Linked DNA regions of Homo sapiens: region 1 is linked to region 2. The links are chromatin contacts, found by Hi-C or POLR2A ChIA-PET in ENCODE. All regions are on one chromosome and are shown on one strand. The core of a region is the stretch at or near the end of the contact, and the rest is flanking DNA. Distances in the headings are between cores, read along the strand shown. Region 1 has its middle 5.9 kb from the start of ATOH8. Region 2 overlaps USP39 (ubiquitin specific peptidase 39).

The links. Hi-C counts contacts between places; a loop is a spot of excess contacts on that map. ChIA-PET counts read pairs that join two places held with the same protein, here RNA polymerase II (POLR2A). Pooled maps may share reads with other maps.
Region 1: a loop to region 2 is called in a pooled map, with 3 times the contacts of the local background. The contact joins two enhancer-like sites. A Hi-C loop is called at or near these places in 6 of 50 pooled maps. POLR2A ChIA-PET finds 5 or more read pairs at or near these places in 3 of 52 experiments (AG04449, BJ and activated T-cell).

The regions. Positions count from the first base shown.
Region 1 is chr2:85,745,278-85,750,981 of GRCh38, forward strand. No RefSeq gene overlaps it. Among named protein-coding and RNA genes, the nearest start is that of ATOH8, 5.9 kb to the right of the region's middle. RefSeq lists a silencer at 5,383-5,603. Within about 2 kb of position 4,119, at least 9 of the 41 ENCODE cell types and tissues checked have a DNase peak (open chromatin) inside an H3K27ac peak, as active enhancers do.
Region 2 is chr2:85,633,682-85,639,144 of GRCh38, forward strand. USP39 (ubiquitin specific peptidase 39) reads left to right here. Exons shown (of 13, transcript NM_006590.4): 7 at 2,372-2,449; 8 at 3,688-3,755. Among named protein-coding and RNA genes, the nearest start is that of USP39, 20 kb to the left of the region's middle. Within about 2 kb of position 3,955, at least 5 of the 41 ENCODE cell types and tissues checked have a DNase peak (open chromatin) inside an H3K27ac peak, as active enhancers do.

The sequences.
Region 1 (5,704 bases), core at 2,869-5,368, 110 kb after region 2:
TTGCTTCCTTTCTTTTCTGAGGGAATGGGGAAATGCGGAGGGAAGACCTCACAATGAAGGAATGTGCTCCTTGGGGAACTGAAAGTTGTTTTCCTTAAAGAAGAAGAAGATGAAGAAGAAGTCAGCACACTCTAACTTCACATCTAGCCGCAAAGCACATCTGCAGGGATTGCTAACAGCTCCCAGGAGATCGCTGGCTCAAGCCAAGCCTGGTTAGGCTGTTGACAACTAGGTCCTGATGAGCAGAGCCCTAATGAGCAGCTTGCTCACTGTCTGCCCTCCCGGCTCATCCCTCGTTGATGTTCATTGGGCTCATCGAGGCCCTGGGAGACAGTTTTTCTTGCCTGCGATGGATGTTAGGCATGCAGGGGAGCTCACTTTCTCACGGGTGAATGTTTCACTTTTCCCCACTGCTGTGCTCTGGGGTTTTTAAGAGGCTTAAGACAAATCCTAAGACACTAGGGATGGGAAGAGCTTGAGATCTGTGGGTTCCAGCTCCCCCTCTCTTTTCTCCGTTTACAGATGAAGAGGCTGAGGCTTGCGGTGGGGCGGGAGGGGGAAGATAGAGGACAGGGGAGGCAGATGCCGAAGGGTACCGAGCTGGTCCTGGGAAGAGAATGCATCTCTCAACTTCCAGACCACTAAGTCAGAGGTGCAGAAAACTCAGAGAGTGTCCAGCCCAGAGCTTCTTGAACTTGAGTAACATATGCCCTCGTCCCAAAAGGAAACACATTGTCCCAGAACCCTAAGATCAGAATTATGCTCTTGTACTTTATGTTTTTAATTCTTATATAACTATAAGCCCAAAACAAATTAATAAATGAATACAAGCAAAACTACAAAGGTGATCAAAATTCACTTTAACAAACAGGTTAATATGATGAATAATATTGTTTTGCAGAAACAGAATCTCACAGGGCACAGGAGAGGAGCAGAGCACCAGCAGGGGACCCTAACCTTCTTCCTGCATCCATCAGAGCCTTCAGAATGAAGAATCTGGGGGACAGGAGGATGTCAGGGGGAGGGAAGAGGAGCAAGAGAAGGCAGGGACAAGTCAGATGCCAGGCAGAGGAAGCCGAGAGCCTGGAGACTTGGCTGCTCCAAGGCAGCGCACTTATCCTCTTGGGGCCGACCATGTTTCTTCCTTAGGCAGGGCTCCTTGAGGCTGAAATCATCCCTAACAGACCCTCAACGGTCAGGACAGTGTCATGTCACCTGCCAGTGGGAACCTCACTGGGCTCTGCCCACACCCAAGCACTGCTCCTACCTGCCACTTCCTGTCTCCTTCAAGTGGGGACACAGAACAAGCACACTGCACAAGTAAAGCATAGAGCATGTCATAAGGTGAAATGGCTGGTGGCTCCAGCTGGAAACGGGTGGTAAGGGGAGGCCTCAGTGACCAAGTGACATAATGGCAAAGGTTTGGAGGAGGAGAGGAAGCAAGCCATAGGCATTTCTCAGGGAGGTGGTCTGCCCGGCCAAATCCCACCATCTTTCCAGCCTGGTTTAAATGCCTCTTCTTCCAGGAAGTCCCCCAGAGCTGTTTGGCTACACTCTGAATTCCTACAGCTTTTTCCTTAGTGTCTATCACTTCGTACTGGTTCAGACTTGCATTATCTTTCCTACTGGACTCGGAGTTCCTTGAGGTGGGCACTGTGTCTCCTCTTACTAGAATGTCAGCTCCACAGGGTAGAGGTTTTGCTCTATTCACTGCTGCATAACCCCAGGCTTAGCAGGTGCTCTACAGAGGGTAGCGAAGGCTTATGGTGGATAAAGGAAGGGATGAGGATGGTCTCTTTGCAGGACGTGAGCTCTTGATGGCAGAAACCTCACCAAACTTATCTTTCTTCTTTTTTTTTTTTTTTTTTTTGAGATGGAGTCTCGCTCTGTCACCCAGGCTGGAGGACAATGACGTGATCTTGGCTCACTGCAACCTCCGCCTCCCAGGTTCAAGCGATTCTCCTGCCTCAGACTTCCAAGTAGCTGGGATTATAAGTGTGTGCCACCACAACTGGCTAACTTTTTGTATTTTTGGTAGAGACAGGGTTTCGCCATGTTGGCCAGGCTGGTCTCAGACTCCTGGCCTCAAGGGATCTACCTGCCTCAGCCTCTCAAAGTGCTGTGATTACAGGAGTGCGCCACCGTGCCCAGTCACCAAACTTATCTTTCTAACCAGCCCCATTACAGTGCCCGGCTCAGCTCGAGTTCTGTCCAGTGTAAGAATGACTGTTGACTTGAATCCATTGCTCCCAACTCAATTGATCAGGTTGGGGAACCCAATGCCAGAGAAAAGATTGTGGATTCAAGACAACCACAAGTTCTTGGCAGTCAGGGCAGCTGTGCCTTTGACATGACCAACTCTGTCTCTGGATCCACTGTTTTTTTCTGGTCAAAGCAGCTGACTAAATAGCTGAGCAGGTCTTGGTCCAAACAGAGGAGTGGACCTTCATTCACTCAGTAAGTACTTATTGAGTGTCTACTGTGTACTAGGGATTGTTCTAGCGGCTGGGATATAGCAGTAAACAAGGCAGGCAAAAATCCCTGACCTCATGGAACTGACCTTCTAGTGTATGGGAGACAGAAACCAAGCAACCAGTGATATCTATAGTATGGCAGATGATGGTAAATGCCATTGAAAATAAAGCAAGGAAGAGGTAGATAATACTGAAGGGGAAGGGTACAAACTTCATAGAGTGTGATTAGGGACAGCCTCACTGAGAAGGGGACATAGAAACACCAGAAAGGGGTGAGGAAGTGAACCCTGAGGCTACCCGAGCTAAGGGCATTTCAGGCACAGTAAACAGCCAATGCAAAGGCCCTGAGGTGGGAGCCTGCTGGGTAGGTTCAAGGAATGGCAGGGAGCCCTGTGTGGTGAGAGCAGAGTATATGGGCTAGGGCGGGGGATGAGGTTAGAGAGGAAATGGGGGACCAGATGTCAACTTTTGCTCCTACTCGAATGTTTCAGTTCTCTATTTCTGTATAAGAAACCACCCCAAAATGTAGTGGCTTAACACAACCATTTAATATTCTTTCTCATGTTTCTGTTAGTTGACTGGGTTCAGCCGGGTGGTTCTTTAGTGGGTTCCCCCATGGGGCTGCAGCCAGCTAGAGGCTGGGGCTGGAGGCACCCATAAGGTTCTGCTGAGAGCCTTCTTCACTCATATGTCTGGCACTGTGTTGCTTTCTATGTGGCCTCTCTCTTCAGCAGAACCCACCGGGGTTTCTCACTTAGCAACTAAAGGCTTCCAACTGGCCGGAAGCCTAAACAGCCAGTCTCCATAAAGCACAGCAGCACTTCTGCAGGGCTCCATTAGCCAGAGCAGTCACAGGCCAGCCCAGGTTCCCAGCAATGGAGGGACAGACTCCACCTCTCCATGCATGCAGGGAGGGAAGGAATTCATAGCAGCCACGAACATCCGAGCAAAAGAATTCAAGCGGAGGTTTTAAGCAGAGAAATGACATATGTCCTGCTTTAACAGGACACCTGGCCAATGGTGTGGAGATATGTCATGCCAGCCTCCTCCTGTTTTTTGTTGACAACCCTCGTGACCTTTTTCCCTCCCCACTCTCCCTTTCCACTCTGACCAAGAGTCAGGACTAAACCCTACCCCCTGGGCACTGCCCTCTGCACATGTGTTAAGAAGGTACACAGAGCATGTGCTGAGATGGTGCACACAGCGGGTCTCAGGGAGAGAGTGCCCTTATCTGGCATCTGCCCAGCCCCAAAGACTCGGTTTTCCATAATTGGGATGGCCACTTGAATAGAGGAAGGTAGAAGGAAGATTGCAGGAGAGTCTGAAAGAGCTTCCTGCCTGGATGCCTCATCACTGTCCTCTGGATCCAATGTCCTGCTGGTTAATGGTGGCAGTGCTAGCACTGTGAATGGGAGGCGGGGAGGAACTCTGGATTCTTCTTATTCCCCTGGTTGGCCCTTTCTGGAGCTGCTGTGAGTACCACCCCAGGGGGGCACCATTCATGCTGTGTCTGTTTCCACTAGGAGAGTTTCCTCATGGCAGTCTAGTTTCCACTCTTCCTCCCTTTCTCTAACGGGTGCCACACCTACTTTGGAACAATCTGAACAGCCATAAATAGGGACTCCAGATTCAGGAATGCAGAGCTTCATGTAGCAAGCATCCAAGGTTCCATCCTATCCGGCCAAGAAGCAGCTAATCACTGGCCTGCAGGGCTGTCCTGTCTGCACTCGGGTGGTGTGTGCACCAAGGAACTGCTGGGCAGATTCCACTTGCAAGGAGGGAGGGCTCCAGTGCCTGGATACCAAGATCTGGGCTCTATATGCCCTTGCCATCTGACCCTGACTAGAAGGAGCTAGAAGTGCACTGTGCTGGACCAAGGGAGGCCAGTGGCTCCAGCTGAGAGGTTGACAGCAAGAAGCCCACCAGGCTGGCAGCACAGCAGGAAGAGCTGGCTTACACAGGCCAGCCCTATAGGTGGCCCAGTTATCACCTCCCAGATGCTAGTCACTGAGCTCTCAGGAGGCAGCGGACACAGTGGTTCAGAGCTTGGGTTTTGGGGTCAGTTGGCCTGGGTTCAAATCCCATGACTGTTCTTTTTTTTTTTTTTTTTTTGAGACGGAGTCTCGCTCTGTTGCCCAAGCTGGGGTGCAGTGGCGTGATCTCGGCTCACTGCAAGCTCCGCCTCCTGGGTTCACGCCATTCTCCTGCCTCAGCCTCCCGAGTAGCTGGGACTACAGGCGCCCGCCACCATGCCCGGCTAATTTTTTTGTATTTTTAGCAGAGACGGGGTTTCATTGTGTTAGCCAGGATGGTCTCGATCTCCTGACCTTGTGAACCACCAGCCTCGGCCTCCCAAAGTGTTGGGATTACAGGCGTGAGCCACCGCACCCAGTGACTGTTCTTTCTGTTGGCAAGATTATTTTTTTCCCCACTAAGAGCCTTAGTCTTCTTATCTGTAGAGTGGGTTTACTTCCCTGGGTGATGATAAGGATTAGTGAGATAGAGTTTGTATGCACTCCTTGCATGGCAGTATTAAAGAATTAACGATTGCCTGACTTTCTAATATCTGTTCCCAGTGGCCTGACCCCTAAGCTCTTGCTTTGCCTTCCCTTTTTATCTTTATTCCTTTTCCCTAGACCAGCCATCCAAAGGGGTATGGAATCTTCCAGTGACAACATCCCTCGATCCCAGGGTCACCTCAAATGGTTAATTCAGTGGGCGATGTTTTTAATGAAGGGCATAGGGTGTCGTCTGCATTGTACCATCCAAAGGTGTGAGTAGGGCCAAATGGAGCCTTGGGAGACTTTTTATCCTGGAAAGTCTATGAATTCATGAAATCCACATTACTGTCATTACAGGGCCACCACAATGGGCAAAAGTTCCTCATGGGGAGACCGCAGTGTTGTGTGCAGTCCCAATAGTGTGATACCACCAGGGGGTGCTGCCCAGCTGGTCTCTGCCCCAATTCTCAGCAAGGCTGAGGAAGGCAGAAGTGAGAGCCCTTGGAAGACAGGTTTGACCCCTAGGCTGGTGGGGCGTGGGCAGCCAGCCTGGACCTGGAAGGTCTGCAACCTGGCAGGCTGACAATGGCAATAGCAGGGACTCCACATCAATCGGCCTCTTTACAATTTGTCGCCTGTTCCCACACACACCATTCCATCTCAAGACTCAAGAGATGATGCCCAGATAGTGAACAGAGGCTCAGAGAAGTCAGGGAGCTGCTCAAGGTC
Region 2 (5,463 bases), core at 2,705-5,204:
GCTTGGGCCTAGGAGGTAGAGGCTTCAGTGAGCCATGTTGGTCCCACTGTACTCCAGCCTGGACAACAGAGTGAGACCTCTGTCTGTAAAATAAAAAGAAAAACATTATTCTGGCTGAGGATTGACTTAGAGGGGACGTCGAGTAGTGGCTTTTTTTTTTTTTTTTTTTTTTTTGAGACAGAGTCTCGCTCTGTTGCCCAGGCTGGAGTGCAGTGGCGGGATCTCGGCTCACTGCAAGCTCCGCCTCCCGGGTTCACGCCATTCTCCTGCCTCAGCCTCCCAAGTAGCTGGGACTACAGGCGCCCGCCACTACGCCCGGCTAATTTTTTGTATTTTTAGTAGAGACGGGGTTTCACCGTTTTAGCCGGGATGGTCTCGATCTCCTGACCTCGTGATCCGTCCGCCTCGGCCTCCCAAAGTGCTGGGATTACAGGCGTGAGCCACCACGCCCGGCCGAGTAGTGGCTTTTAAGAGTCTCTGGTACTTAAGGAGAAATAGGAGGAATCAAGGTGGTAAGGAATGGGGCCCATGGAGCACTTGTTTCAGGGTTAGTAGGAAATAAGATACACTTCGGGTTGGTTACAACATGGCCAATGAAATCTTAATCTGGGGCCAGGCGCGCTGGCTCATGCCTGTAATCCCAGCACTTTGGGAGGCCGAAGTGGGAGGATTGCTTGAGCCCAAGAGTTCAAGACCAGCTTGAGGAACATAGTGAGACTCCCTCTCGACAAAAAATGTAAAAGTTAGCCGGGCATGATGGCACACGCCTGTAGTCCCAGCTACTTGGGAAACTGAGGTGGAAGGATTCCTTGGGCCTGGGAGGCAGAGCTTGCAGTGAGCTGAAGTTGCATCACTGCACTCCAGCCTGGGTGACAGAGTGAGACGCTGTGTCGCGAAGAAAAAATCTGGGTGCCTCACCCTTCTAAACAGGTGACAGCCTGTTTGTGTGCTTTGTAGGACCATCTAATTCCCAAGAACTAGGTGGCTAGGTTATCTTGTGTTTATAGAGACATTTCTGTTTCTGGACCAACTCCCTGAGCTCCCAGGGTTTTATATTAAGGCTGCAAGAAAGGAAGAAATTTGTGTTGAGAATGATTTTTTTGTGGACCATGAATGGATGGATGAGTGTCAGCATTCACTGTGTTCCACAGGTGACTTATGGCCTGAAGGTGGATAGTGGGGCCTGTCAGCTTTTGGCAGCTTGGAAAGTTAGGGCATAATTGGGTTGTAGAGTTGCAGAAAAACCAGGGTACCCTGAGAATCAACGTGTCTAGTTTCTTCTGTCATAGCCACTATTGGCTAGGATAGTTATGATGTCACATAAACATAATTTCCTCCATCTCTGAGACCTAGTAGGTTATTAGTTGCCGAGTGTTTAGATGTGTGAAGTGTTTCTTGCTGTGGTAGTTTGTTACATAAGAGCATTCTGTGTACAGGGAATAAAAAGAAAATCATTCTATGGAGTTGTTAGAGGCCTCTGGGTTTAGGGAAATGAAGTTGAGGAAGATATACTATAGTCTTTGAGATTTTAATTGCGTGAGCAAAGAGGAACTAAATAGAAGCAAATCTTCGTTGAAGAGAAAGTAGTCATTATCTGGCTGGGCGCAGTGGCTCATGCCTGTAATCCCAGTACTTTGGGAGGCTGAGGCGGGAGGATCACTTGAGGTCAAGAGTTCGAGACCGGCCTGGCCAACATGGTGAAGCCCCGTCTCTACTAAAAATACAAAAATTAGCTGGGCATGGTAGCAGGCACCTGTAATCCCAGCTACTCAGGAGACTGAGGTGGGAGAATCGCTTGAACCCAGGAGGCGGAGGTTGCAGTGAGCTGAGATCATGCCACTGCACTCCAGCCTGGGCGACAGAGTGAGACTCTGTCTCAAAAAAAAAAGTAGCCACTATCCCTGAAATGTCTGAGTGGCAGGTTCCGTAGACAGCATTTTCATGGAATATTGTCAATCTGCTTTCAGAACCCCTTGTTCTGTATGCCTTTTCAGTCTGGGTGCTAGTCACTTTCCTAAAAGACAGGAATCTTCATGAGCTGCAGAAGGGAAGAAGGAAGTTTGAGCTCACTCTGGAGAAAAGTGGATGTTAAAAGGTCATATTCATTTGTTTTGGTCATCACTGAGTGATGCGATACAGTCCTGGTATGAATCAGAGAGCCTATGGAGAGAGTCAAGATCGGAGGAGTGAGAGCTTGACCTTGAGGAGTGCCAGCATTTAATGATAAGATAGAGGAGGATGCACGGCAGTTGGGATGGGATGGCATGGCCAGAGAGGAAGGGGGAGAACCAGGAATGCCAACCAGTGCATGGTTTAAGTTAACTCTAATGCCACTTAGCTTCAACGTTTTCCACCCTTCCTTTTTTTCCAGGAGATGGCGTTGACTTTCTGTCTTGGTTTCTGAATGCTCTGCACTCAGCTCTGGGGGGCACAAAGAAGAAAAAGAAGAGTAAGTCATTTACTTATAAAAAGGAGTTATTTTGTTCCCTTTTAAAAAACTTTGCGGTCGGTCGCAATGGCTCATGCCTATAATCCCAGCTCTTTGAGAGGCCGAGGTGGGTGGATTACCTGAGGTCAGGAGTTTGAGACCGGCCTGGCCAACATGGCGAAACCCCATCTCTACCAAAAATACAAAAGTTATTCAGGTGTGGTGGGATGTGCCTGTAGTCCCAGCGACTTGGGAGGCTGAGGCAACTTCCCATTCTTTTGTTAACTGTTTATCTGGGGTAGGCTAGTATCTATGTTATAGATAAACTACATGTTCTTTCTGAATAGGCCCCTCTCCATAGTTTTTGCTAGAATATGGTTATAGTCCCAATGATATTTTATTATATATATATTTTGAGACAGAGTCTTGCTCTGTCACCTAGGCTATGCAGTGGCACGGTCTCAGCTCACTGTAGCCTCCATCTCCCAGGTTCAAGCAGTTCTTCTCCCTCAGTCTCCCAAGGGTAGCTGGGATTACAGGCACCCACTACCACGCCCAGCTGATTTTTGTATTTTTAGTAGAGATGGGATTTCTCCATGTTGGCCAGGCTGGTCTCAAACTCCTGACCTCAGGTGATCTGCCCAAAGTGCTAGGATTATAGATGTGATGGTGTCTTGATGTGGGATTGTGGCCTGTTGCTTTTCCCACTGGATGGCCCTGCCCTCTCTACCAGGTGTCTTCAGCCTGTGTTAACCCTCTGAGCTCTCTAACTTGCGTCTTGGCAGGGTTCTAGAACTTGGTTGTGCTTTCTCTCTTGTTGCTTTGATCCTGTTCTGGCCCATCTCTTAGTCTGTCATTGTCCTCTTGTCTTCATTACAGTTTGGACATTGTCTCCCTTTGAAAGTAGCTTATGGTTATGGGAAGTTCCTTGGCTGTACCTTGTTTTGCTTGTGAATTTTTTTGTAATTCATGTATCACCATTCCTTCATTTTGAACACATTTACCTTTTCTTTTATGGACCAGGCCCTGTGATGGAGGATAAAAAGTTGTCTTAAGAGAAATAAAGTAATTATTTACACAAATAATTATAAAGGTACCCTGGTGGTATATAGTACAAAAGGAAACTTCTGTGTTTAGTGAGAGCTCTGTGTCTTTTGCTGGAAGATGCTGGTTTATTTCAGAAATTTAGAAGCTGGAAATATACTTCAGACATGTTTTCCATCCTCACGGAATTTGTCTCTTGCTTCCTGTTTGTGCAGCTATTGTGACTGATGTTTTCCAGGGGTCCATGAGGATCTTCACTAAAAAGCTTCCCCATCCTGATCTGGTGAGTTAATTGAGCCTGGGTCTTGGACTGATTCATATTGCTTGAGGGGACGTAGGGGAGATGAAGAGATGCTCAGAGAACTGACAAGCCTGCTTGCCCTGTGAAGAGGTTCAACAAAGCACCTGCCTAGTGGCAGCTCTGCCTGGTCCCTGTCATACTAGTGCACTTTTTCAGTTTGGGAGTTAGTGGTTGGATGTACTGTGCTGGTTTAAGTGTTCTGGCCACTAGGTGGTGCTGCTGTGTTTTTTCAGAAAGCTCAGCTAAGCTTTCTTTTTGTTTTTCTTAGTCTCCCTCTGTCGCCAAGGCTGGAGTTGCAGTGGCGCCATCTCAGCTCACTGCAACCTCTACCTCCTGGGTTCAAGCGATTCTCCTGCCTTAGCCTCCTGAGTGGCTGTGATTACAGGCGCTTGCCACCACGCCCAGCTAATTTTGTATTTTTAGTTGTGACGGGGCTTCACCATGTTGGTCCAGGCTGGTCTCGAACTCCTGACCTCAGGTGATCTACCTGCCTCGGCCTCCCAAAGTGCTGGGATTACAGGCGTGAGTCACCGTGCCTGGCCCTCAGCTAAGCTTCCTAGATGGTCTTAGAGCTTTTCTTTTTTGAGATGGAGTTTTGCTCTTGTTGACCAGTCTGGAGTGCAATGGCATGATCTCAGCTCACTGCAACCTCCACCTCCCAGGTTCAAACCATTCTCCTGCCTCAGCCTCCGAAGTAGCTGGGATTACAGGCATGCGCCACTATGCCTGGCTAATTTTTCTATTTTTAGTAGAGAAGAGGTTTTACCATGTTGGTCAGGATGGTCTCAAACTCCTGACCTTAGGTGATCCACCTCCCTTGGCCTCCCAAAGTGCTGGGATTACAGACATGAGCCACCGTGCTCGGCCCACTTTCTTTTTTTAATGGATTTTTTTTCCTTTTTGAGACAAGATCTCTGTCACTCAGGCTGAGTGTGGTGGCGTGATTATGGTTCACTGCAACCTCAACCTCCCTTGCTGAAGTGATCCTCCCACCTCAACCTCCCCAGAAACTGGGACCATAGATACACACCACCACACCGGGCTAATTTTTATTTTTATTTTTGTTTAATTTAATTAATTAATTAATTTATTTATTTTATTGAGACGGAGTTTCACTCTTGTTGCCCAGGCTGGAGTGCAATGGCACTATCTCGGCTCACCGCAACCTCCGCCTCCCGAGTTCAGGTGATTCTCCTGCCTCAGCCTCCCGAGTAGCTAGGATTACAGGCGCCACCACCACGCCCGGCTTATTTTGTATTTTTAGTAGAGACGGGGTTTCTCCGTGTTGGTCACGTTGGTCTTGGACTCCTGACCTCAGGTGATCTACCTGCCTCGGCCTCCCAAAGTGCTGGGATTACAGGTGTGAGCCATCATGCCCGGCCAATTTTTTTTTTTTTTTGTAGAGATGGAGTCTCACTGTGTTGCCCAGGCTGGTCTGGAAGTCCTGGACTCAAGCAGTCCTCTCACCTTTGTTCCCAAAGTGTTGAGATTACAGCCGTGAGCCATCACACTTGGCCTCAGGGCTTTTTAGATAGTCTGGTATATAAGCAAAATATCTTTAAAGAAGGAAACCTGTTGGTTCTTAAGTTAATCTAACCAGGTGGTGCATGCCAAACTGCCCAATCTCTCGGGCACTTCTCTTTGTTCTTTCAGATGAAGGAAATGTCGGCGTGGTAAAACATCGGTTCTG